2 separate regions of the Homo sapiens genome follow, and region 2 is linked to region 1. Evidence: chromatin loops called from intact Hi-C (ENCODE). Cell type or tissue: Caco-2. All regions are shown on one strand. Each heading gives the region's core, and the rest is flanking DNA. Links, peaks and the distances in the headings are about the cores only. Region 1 overlaps APBB1IP (amyloid beta precursor protein binding family B member 1 interacting protein). Region 2 has its middle 61 kb from the start of APBB1IP.

Region 1 (5,386 bases), core at 268-5,267:
GAGGGTCATTACTTTCTTTTTGAAAATCAAAGAATGTTAAAGGTGAAGAAGTTCCTCTCCATTTTCCAGACACCTTTCCCTTTTACAGGTTAAAAAAAAAAAAGTGTCATATCACTAGAGGGAGAATTAGGGCAGCTTCCTTGCGGGAAAATTTCTCCTATAAATGCTATTTTCTGGGTTTTCCCTAGGTTGTATGGTGGCTGACTGACAACACAACAATTAAATAGTATTAAAAGTACAAAGTTTTTCGCCCCTAACTACCTTCAATGCCATGCTTTTTTCTTTTTCTTTTCTTTTTTTTTTGTTAGACAAAGTCTTCTTCTGTTGCCAGGCTGGAGTGCAGTGGTGCAATCTCGGCTCACTGAAACCTCTGCCTCCCGGGTTCAGGTGATTCCCCTGCCTCAGCCTCCCAAGTAGCTGGGACTACAGGCGCATGACACCACCCCCGGCTAATTTTTTTTTTTTTTTTTGTATTTTAGTAGAGATGGGGTTTCACCGTGTTGGCCAGGGTGATCTTGATCTCCTGACCTCGTGATCCGCCCGCCTTGGCCTCCCAAAGTGCTGGGATTCCAGGTGTGAGCCACTGCACCCAGCCCAATGGCATGCTTTAACAACTGCGTTAGTGAGGGTACCATCTAAATTGCTGTAGCAAAGAGACTCTTAAATCAGTGGTTCAAACAAGCTACAAGCTTATTTCTCTCTCACGCACTGGTCCAGCCACAGGTAGCTAGACCTAGTAGAATGGCTCTGCCATTTTCGATATGTGGTTTCCATCTTTGGTTCCATGTTAGCTTTTCCGCCTCACCATTTTCCAGTCCATATGAAGTGAGGGAAGAGCCGGGGAAATGCACATTCAGATTTATGCTTCCATCCCATTGGCCAGAAATTAGTTACATAATGACACTGAGCTACAAGGAAAGCTGACAAATGTAGTGTCTATCTGAACAACCATATGCACAGCTAAAACTAGGGAGTTACATTCAGGGCCACCACTTTGCATAACTCCTCCATGAGGCACCTTTCCCCTTGAATCTATAAAAATAATGCCCAAGAGTCATGCAACATGGCTATGCTATTGTATAACTAAGAGAAGGAATAGCTATTGTATAACTAAGATTAGCCATGGTGGGAGAGCCGGAGATTACCTCCATACCCCTTTAGGCTGGATCAGATATTACCTCCATACCCCTTTAGGCTGGATCAGAGATTACCTCCATATCCCATTAGGCTGGATCAGAGATTACCTCCATACCTGTTTAGGCTGGATTAGGGATTACCTCCATATCCCTTTAGGCTGGATCTAGAAACCAAGTTGACACCAGGGAGATTAACAAGAGGAAAGTATGCACATTTTTATCAGTTTTACATCTACATGGGGATCTTCACAAGAGTCAAGTCTAAAGAAGTGGCCGAGGCAAGATGCTTCTATACTTTTTAAACAAATAATAAATTTGAAAAAAAAATGACAGAACAAAGGGAATCTGGCTAGGGGCAGTAAAGTTTCTAGGGGAGTGTAAACCGGAAAGTCTCTGTGACAGGTCTCAATCAGCTTAGAAGTTTCTTTTGCCAAGGCTTAAGGACATGCCCAGAAGAAAACAAACAAACAAACAAACAGAATCACAGAAACAGTCTGTGGTCTGTGCCCTTCTCCAAAGATGAATTTGAGGGCTTCAATATTTAAAGGGGATGCCAGGCACGGTGGCTCCCGCCTGTAATCCAGCACTTTGGGAGGCTGAGGCAGGCGGATCACTTGAGGTCAGGAGTTTGACCAACATAGAGAAACCCCATCTCTACTAAAAATTTAAAACTTAGCCAGGCATGGTGGTGGGCTCCTGTAATCTCAGCTACTTGGGAGGCTGAGGAAGGGAGAATTGCTTGGACCCAGGAGGCAGAGGATGCAGTAAGCCGAGATAGCACCACTGCACTTCAACCTGGGTGACAGAGCAAGACTCCATCTCAAAAAAAAAAAAAAAAAAGTAAAGCGGAAAAGTCAAGGAGGGGAAAGAGGGAGGGGTGTGGTAACGCACACATTGCAAGAGAAAAGGAGCAGGTAGGGGAAGAGTGAATGGCTGTATTCCTCTCGCACTCAGTAAGTTGGAACTTCACAGAAGATAAGATGAACATAGAGTTGCTCCCTGTGGAGATATTTAACCTTTTATTTGTAGCTGTCTGTTTAGGAACAAAAGGGAAGGCAACGTCTTGCATGACTCAGCTTTCAGCTTACTTTATTCCTTTTGGCAGCGTGAACTGGGGTCCCGCGTTTTTATTTTCCTTTCACTAGAGGGCATCACCAGAAGATATATGGGGGGAGATAAGGGTTACTTTACCTATAGTGGAAGATAAGGGTTCCTTTGTTGAGTATATTTATTCAGCTCCTTTGCAGCCCCGTTCCCAGTCTCTGGTGATAAGGGCTATTTTCTCGCCCCGAAATGCTGAGGGTTCCCCTCCCAGAGGAATCTTGATGGCTTGCTGCCTGCAGGAAGAGGAGGTCAGCTCACCCTTTCTGGAACCGCAGTTTCTCCAATGTTTTCAACTAGAAGTAATCAGTGCACCAATCTAGCATTTTTGGGGATGGCATGTCTTTCAGTCCTTCAGTGGGCATCTGCAGTTTGCCATGGTAACTAATGAACTAGTGCACATATCATAATGGTACACTCTGAATTTTTACAAAGTGAACCAACCCATGTAATTACCACCCACATGAAGATAACAGAGCATTCAGGGAGTTGCAGCGGCCTTCCTCCTGGCCCTTCCCAGTCCTTACTACCCATTACAAAGGTCGTCATGATTCTAGCCTCTATCTCCTTAGCATTTCCTCTTTTTGAACTTTATATATGAAATGGAATTATATCACAGTACTTCTTTCTTTTTGAGACAGGGTCTCGCTCTGTTGCCCAGCCAGATCTTGCAGTGGCACGATCTTGGCTCACTGCAACCTCCACCTTGCAGGCTGAAGTAAGCCTCCCGCCTCAGCCACCAGAGTAGCCGGAAACACAGGCACAGGCCATCACACCCGGCCAAGTTTTGTTTTTGTTTTTTTGAGAGACAGGCTCTCACCATGTTGCCCGGGTTGGTTTTGTTTAGCTTTGCTTTGGCTCAACTCTCATTCATGCTATTGCCCATAGCACTAGCTTATTCTTTTTCACTGTTAGAATTCCATTGTGTGACTATACCAAAACCTATTTATCCATTGTCTTGCTGATGGATATTTGACTTGTTTCTAGCGTGGGGCTTTAACAAGTAATGCTGTTGGGAGCATTCTTATACAGTACATGTCTTTTGTTGGACATGTGTAGACATTTCTCTTGCATATATACCTATAGGTGCAATTGCTGGACCACAGGTTGTGCATATGCTTAGTTTTATTTTTTATTTTATTTCATTTTTGGGATTGAGTCTTGCTCTGTCACCCAGGCTGGAATACAGTGGTGCAATCTAGGCTCACTGCAACTTCTGCCTCCTGGGTTCAAACGATTCTCCTGTCTCAGCCTCCTGCACAGCTGGGATCACAGGCAACCACCACCATGCCTGGCTAATTTTTGTATTTTTAGTACAGGCAGGGTTTCACCATGTTGGCCAGACTGGTCTTGAGCTCCACCTCATGTGATCTGCCTGCCTCAGCCTCCCAAAGTTCTGGGATTACAGGCATGAGCCACCGCGCCCAGCCTATTTTTTTTTTTTTTTTAAAGAGTCCTTCTGTCACCCAGGCTGGAATGCAGTGACACAATCTCAGCTCACTGCAACCTCCACCTCCCTGGCTCAAGTGATTCTCGTGCCTCAGCCTCCCGAGTAGCTGGGACTACAGGCACTCACCACCACACCTGGCTAGTTTTGGTATTTTTAGTAGAGACGGGGTTTCACCATGTTGGCCAGGCTGGTAATATGTTTAGTTATAGTAGATACTGCCAAGCAGCTTTCACACAGATTCTATGACTTAGCCTCCCATTAACATTGTATGAGAATTCCTGTTGTTCCAGATCCTTGATAGCCTTTGGTGTTACCATTAGTTTTTAAATTTTATCCATTCTAGGGGTTTGTAGTGGCATCTTCTGTGGTTTTAAGTTGAATTTTCCTGATGCCAGTGATTGTAGCATCTTGTCAAATGTTTATTATCCATTTGAATACCCACTTTTGTGAAGTGCCTGCTCAAATCCTTTGCCATGATTCCCAGTCTCTCACCCTAGACTAAGCATCAACAAATGCCCTGAGGGGAAGTGTGGCTTTCTGGAGACCTGAACACCACTTTATGGTTCATTTCTGTCTTAGATCTTGACCTCTTGCGTCCTAATTGCTTCAATAGCTCTCTAATGCCTTCACACAGATTTTTTATTAAATCCAGCATTTCTAGCGGTTTTGTGTACAGCAAGCTACTTGTATTGGGCCATTCTCACACTGCTATAAAGAAATACCTGAGACTAGGTAATTTATAAAGAAAAGAGGTTTATTTGGGAGGCTGAGGCGGGTGGATCACCTAAGATCAGGAGTTCGAGACCAGCCCGGCCAACGTGATGAAACCCTGTCTCTACTAAAAATACAAAAATTAGCCAGACATGGTGGGGGTGGGGTGGGGTGGGGGGCATCTGTAATCTCAGCTACTAGGGAGTCTGAGGCAGGAGAATCACTTGAACCCAGGAGACAGAGGTTGTAGTGAGCCAAGATCGTGCCACTGCACTCCAGCCTGGGCAACAAGAGCAAAACTCCATCTCAAAAAGAAAAAAAGAAAAGAGGTTTAATGGGCTCATGGTTCTGCAAGCTGTACAGGAAGCATGGTGGCATCTGCTTCTGGGGAGGCCTCAGGAAACTTTCAATCATGGCAGAGGGTAAAGGGGAAGGAGAGTGAGCACCTTACATGGCTGGGGCAGGAGGAAGAGAGAGAAGGGGCATGCAACATGCTTTTAAACACCCAGATCTCCTAAGAACTCTATCATGAGACAGCACTAAAGACATGGTGCTAAACTGTTAGAAATTGCCTCCCACCAGGCCCGACTTCCAACACTGGGGATTACAATTAGAGATGAAATTTGGGCCAGGCCATGAATCCAAACCATTACTACTGTAACATAGCGGGAAGCAGAAATTCTCCTCATGAATTATTTTGCACAAGAATATGTTCTTAAAAGCCAACTTTTATACATTCTCCTAATCTACAATCCAATTTAAAGACCAAAATTGAAGTGGAGGCAATTTTGAAGTGGCCAATTTTAAGTAAATGTATTTCCATTTTCTCAGTGTTTGAATCTATCTTCTGGCCAGTGCTCTGCATACATAGTGGCTTCTGCCTGCTGACCTTAGAGTGAGAGAAGCAGGCTGTGACCATTCTCATTGATGTCATGGCTCCTAAAAGGGAGGCTTTGTAATTTGAAATACCTAAAGTCTTCTTGTCTAA
Region 2 (5,386 bases), core at 136-5,135, 140 kb before region 1:
CTTTTGCTTTTATGTTGTTCATTTGATACTTTCTATTCAACATATAATTGTTGGTAAATCCTGATGTGAATGTCCATGCTACAGCATTGTAGCCCTGAGGTACCACCAGATACCAAAAAAAAAACTGACTATAATTATTAAGAAGCCATTAACCTGGGCTACTCAAGTGAAAAATAAAGCATCAAAATTTTACTCTCAGGTCAATGTGAACATGGCTATGAAGGCATTCAAACTAAGCTCCAGATTGCTCTGCAGAAACACAGCCTGACCTTCATTACCATGATGCTATCATTGAAGTTGTACACAGGCTACAATTCTCAAGATGACTCCTTGAAAAATTTAAAAAATTTATTTTTAAAATTTCTCTAGAATAACAGTGTTGGGCATCTGTTAAATAGAGCAGTCTTATGGCTCTCCTGACCAGTTAATAGGAACAAGGCTATACAGCCCAGAATCCCAAAGTAGGAGTATCTCAATGCAGTACCTCCTTTTGTTCCATTACATCCCCAGACACATAATACTTCCCTATGAGACGAAGAAAAGGGCATAGACTTTGAGATGGCCAAACAGGGTTCAAATCAGGCCTCTATCAGAAAAAGCACCATGAGTTTGCCAAATCATTGACTTCTCTAGGCCACCATAAAGAGGGCAAAATACTACCTACCAAACACAGTTATCATACAGGTTAAAATAAGGAAGATAAAACTTGTAGGCAATTCCTGGCACATGCTAACTGTTGAACAAATGGTTATTAGGAGTGTGATGAGAGGAAATGATATAGCACTGTCTTTAAAGTTGATGAGCTCACGCACAGTGAAAGAATGGCATTGATATTATCGCATTTGGTGTAAATGGCTAAAAAACAAAAGCAACTTCTTATAAATTTGTGGTATGTCTCTGTCATCATTCAAACATCAAGTATGACACTATCTCATAAGTCAATGTTCCCAACCATACGTGAAAGTTCCATACAACAGTCTATAGGGTAATTTGCCTTCTGTAGGCGAAACTGTGGTTTACCAAGTGTTATTAACTAAATATCTATCACCTCTTGTCCACCAAAATGTATATGTTGAATCCCTAACCCCTAGTATGACTATATTTGGAGACAGGGACTTTAAGGAGGTAATTAAAGTAAAATGAGGTCAAAAGGGTGGGGCTCTGATCTGATAGAATTAGTGTCCTTAGAAGAAGAGACACCTGAAAGCTTCCTCTCTTTCCTCCCCTTCCAAGGATTCATGCATCTGAGAAAAGTCCCTGTGGGGACATAGTAAGAAGGCAGCCACCAGCAAGCCAGGAAGAGAGCTCTCACCATAAACCAAATCAGCCAAAACCTTGATCTTGAACTTTCTAGCCTCCAGAACTGCAAGAAATTCAGCCCAAGCTGATTGAGATACCAGTCAATTCCTAAAGTGTGCTTGAAAGAATGACAAGTCTCAGAAAAAAATTATATATTCCTTGAGTATCTTTAATTCTTACATATAGGGGTTGAGCTCACTTACATGCATAACATGTACAACTTAGCATTCCTGATGTTTCAACAGATAATTTACTGTTTATAACCCTAATAAATGCCTCTCATTACTAAAAGGCTAGAAATATTGAAATATATTTAATCAGAAACCGCTTGATGGCAAACTGGCTTTTATAAGATTAAATACATGAATAGGAGGCATTGCATTAAAACCACTAAGAAATATTTAAATGTAAGAATTTAAATAGCCAGTTTCAAGACAATAATTATGTCTTTTGAATGAAAATGCCCTAGACTACTTCAGGTACATCCTATATTCCTATCTTTGATGTTTCAAAACATGTGTAGTTTTTTAGTGACTTCAGTATTCATGGCTTGAGTGTGCTAGTTGATGTCAAACATGACTGGCAGGCACATTGCCACTGAATGTGGCTGAAAATAAGCCACACACAGAGCCAACAGCATCATCTGCAGCGGGCTTAAGAATCACAGCATCACAGATCAGAGACTGACTTCTTATCAACCCTCCAGCTCCATCTCAAGCCTTTATTTCACAGCCACATCCAGGACGCAAGCCCTCTCTTATATGTCTGTAGTGTTCAGTCCAGAGTTACTGCACAGTGTTGAGATCTTGCTTATTCATTGAAGGAGTGGCCTGCCCCTCCACACTTGTGGGTGTTTCTCATCGGGTGGGACAAGAGACTGAGAAAAGAAAGAGACACAGAGACAAAGTACAGAGAAAGAAAAGTGGGCCCAGGGGACCAGCGCTCAGCATACAGAGGACCTGCGCTGGCACAAGTCTCTGATTTCCCTCAGTATTTATTGATCATTATCTCTACCATCTCAGAGAGGGGGATGTGGCAGGATGATAGGGTAATAGCGGGTAGAGGGTCAGCAGGAAAACATGTGAACAAATGTCTCTGTGTCATAAAGAAGGTTAAGAAAAAGGTGCTGTGCTTTGATGTGCACATACATAAACATCTCGGTGCATTAAAGAGCAGTATTGCCGCCAGCATGTCTCACCTCCAGCCTTAAGGCGGTTTTCTCCTATCTCAGTAGATGAAACATACAATTGGGTTTTACACCAAGACATCCCATTGCCCAGGGACGAGCAGGAGACAGATGCCTTCCTCTTATCTCAACTGCAAAGAGGCCTTCCTCTTTTACTAATCCTCCTCAGCACAGACACTTTACGGGTGTCGGGCTGGGGGATGGTCAGGTCTTTCCCTTCCCATGAGGCCATATCTCAGGCTATCACATGGGGAGAAACCTTGGACAGTACCTCGCTTTCCTAGGCAGAGGTCCCTGCGGCCTTCCACAGCGTATTGGGTACTTGAGATTAGAGAGTGGTGATGACTTTTAACAAGCATACTGCCTTCAAGCACTTGTTTAACAAAGCACATCCTGAGTAGCCCTAAATCCATTAAATCTTGAGTCAACAAAGCACATGTCTCTGTGAGCATAGGGTTGAGGATAGGGTTACAGATTAACAGCATCTCAAGGCAGAAGAATTTTCCTTATACAGAACAAAATGGAGTCTCTTATGTCTACTTCTTTCTACATAGACACAGTAACAGTCTGATCTCTCTTTCTTTTCCCCACATTCATGGGTGAAACCAGGAATAATTTTTTAACTAGGCTTTGGTACCAAACATTTCAGTTTGGCATATAAAGCTCCTTTGATTATTCTACGGATACGAAGTCTGCCTTTTTTGCTCATTATCTGACTTAAGGACTAGGGGAAAAAAGGCACTTTGCTGATTCCCTAAGTGTTATATAACAATAAACAAGTCAGAGTTTGTAGAGGCAAACAGGAATGCTCACACATTACTGTGAAAACATCAGTGATAAGTAACCACCATCTTTCAAATAATCTGATCTATGCACAACTAAGCTGGATACTACATTTTCTCCATAGTACCAGCCTTATGACAAATTTGCAAGTTTTATGAATTTTAAAGAAACAATGGAATTCTATAGGGCAGATTCAATAGAAAGAAAAAAGCATGGCAATTATTATAACCACCTGTATACTAAACACTAACTTCTGAAGACTGACTTACAGGGAGGAAAAAATGCAAAGAAAATGATAAAGGTAAGCAGCAAAAGGCAAGAGTCCTTGAGGGTTCTATGAATAAGCAAATAATAAAATATAACCAAATATTTGAAAGAAAGCCCAAAATACTCTTAAAAAGTAGAGAAAGATTGAGAGTATAAATAAATGGGATAAAAAGTAAATAAAAGCATAACAAATATCAATCATTTCAGCATTTACATGTTGAACTTCATTGGTAAATACAACTTTAGTTTATAAAAAGCCTTATCATTTTTATTAATATCATAGTTAACTGAACAAGTGAGAAGTATCCACATGTCTTACAGCTAAAGTGTTCTTATGAGCTTTGCTTAAACAAATACAAGTAGATGTTGGCTTGACTCAAAGTTAGGTGTACATAATTTCTGTGGCATTTATTTAGTAACTTTTTTTTGTTCAGTAAATGTAAGAAAGTCCTGAATTTACTGTACTAGTTGAAGTTAGAGCTTATGTTTAATCCAAATCTCTTTAGCTGTAATTCTCAGGAAATAAGACTATATTTTGTATAGGTTTTTTTAAAAAGACTGGTCTTCTTTTTATGGAGTTGATCCCACTGACAATGACTCAAATATATTTCAAAAGCCCAGTCCTATTAAGTGTTGATTTCACAATATGTAAACACTGGGTAGTGCTCTTTCGGGAGAATTCAAAATATTTCAGTAGGGTTTTACTAGTTTCCAAGGACATTGGGTAGCAATCCGTATAATAGACATGCTAGTCCCATGTCTTGAGCAAACTGATAGGTTCTTCCAAGAACACAACCAGGAAAACCAGTGATCATGGTGCAGCTGTGAGTCTCAAAAGAAGAAAGAAGACTTACATCATCTTCCAGGCTTCCCTTGGGCATCTGACCACATTTGCTGCGCAATTGCAACTGGCTGGATATCATCATGAGCCAACTGATTTAAGGCAATGTTAACTATATTACGCTAGTGGATCAGCTATGTTAACAACACCGTTTGCAGCAAACCTAACATACTTCTAAGCAAATCAACCAGAACAGACCAGATGTGTCTGTTTCTCTTGAGATTTAAGTAGATAAGTAGATTGAAACACAATAATTTGTCAGGACATAGTCCAGTAGGTAATTCTGTCCTGGAAACAGTGGCTAAAAGAGTCATAGAAATTGCTGATGGGATCCAGAGGAGATTAAACATGCTCACGTCAGAGCTGTCTCCAAAACAGCACACAAGACACTCGGCAGGGGAGAGAATCTCAACGTCCATCAGCTCTCTGGCCTGGACCCCAAACTGGTCCAAAAGTAGAGAGTACTGTGGCTGAGTAATTGATACCTGATTGCATACATTCATCAGTTTTACATTTGTACCATTCTTGCTGATATAAGAGATCAAGGGAAACCCTTCATGGCCACCAGAGGCACCCATGGAATAGAAAATCTGGTTAAAAACAAACTTGTTATTGGTAAGCTTCCATGAACCACACGGCCCTCCCAACATGGAATAGGCTGGTCATGTGTGGATAAGATATGGTTCATTTTAAACTAGGATGACAGTTACTGACACTGCATTGCTGTTGAAATCTGTGCATTCGTGGCCACTGCTCTATGTCATGAGACATCCAAAACAAGCTGAATAGGTATGTGAAGATCATACCAATGGTAGTCTTTGCTTTGGCTGCAAAGCTGATGAGGACTTCTGAGGCTTACTTTGAGGACATGACCAGGCCTCACTTGGGCAAGCTGCTGACACCAGTGCTCCAAGAGTACCTCCTCCTAGGGGGCTCATTCCCAGCTCCACTGAGCTCAGATACTTCCGCACTGTAATTTGAATTTAAGGAGAACTAGAGAGAGTTTCTGC

What was found. Hi-C counts contacts between places; a loop is a spot of excess contacts. Peaks named below come from ENCODE experiments on the same cell type or tissue, not always from the same donor. Only the 100,000 strongest peaks of a DNase experiment are listed, where the experiment ranks them.
Region 2: it touches region 1 in a loop (4-fold over the local background); 1 of 110 quality-filtered maps calls a loop at or near these places.

What each region holds. Positions count from the first base shown.
Region 1 is chr10:26,514,586-26,519,971 of GRCh38, forward strand. All of the region lies in intron 8 of APBB1IP (amyloid beta precursor protein binding family B member 1 interacting protein), which reads left to right. Among named protein-coding and RNA genes, the nearest start is that of LINC03028, 62 kb to the right of the region's middle. In Caco-2, for the core only: no CTCF peak of the experiment used is centred there; a DNase peak (open chromatin) is centred at 2,266; H3K4me3 peaks cover 385 bases.
Region 2 is chr10:26,374,768-26,380,153 of GRCh38, forward strand. No RefSeq gene overlaps it. Among named protein-coding and RNA genes, the nearest start is that of APBB1IP, 61 kb to the right of the region's middle. In Caco-2, for the core only: no CTCF peak of the experiment used is centred there; a DNase peak (open chromatin) is centred at 2,754.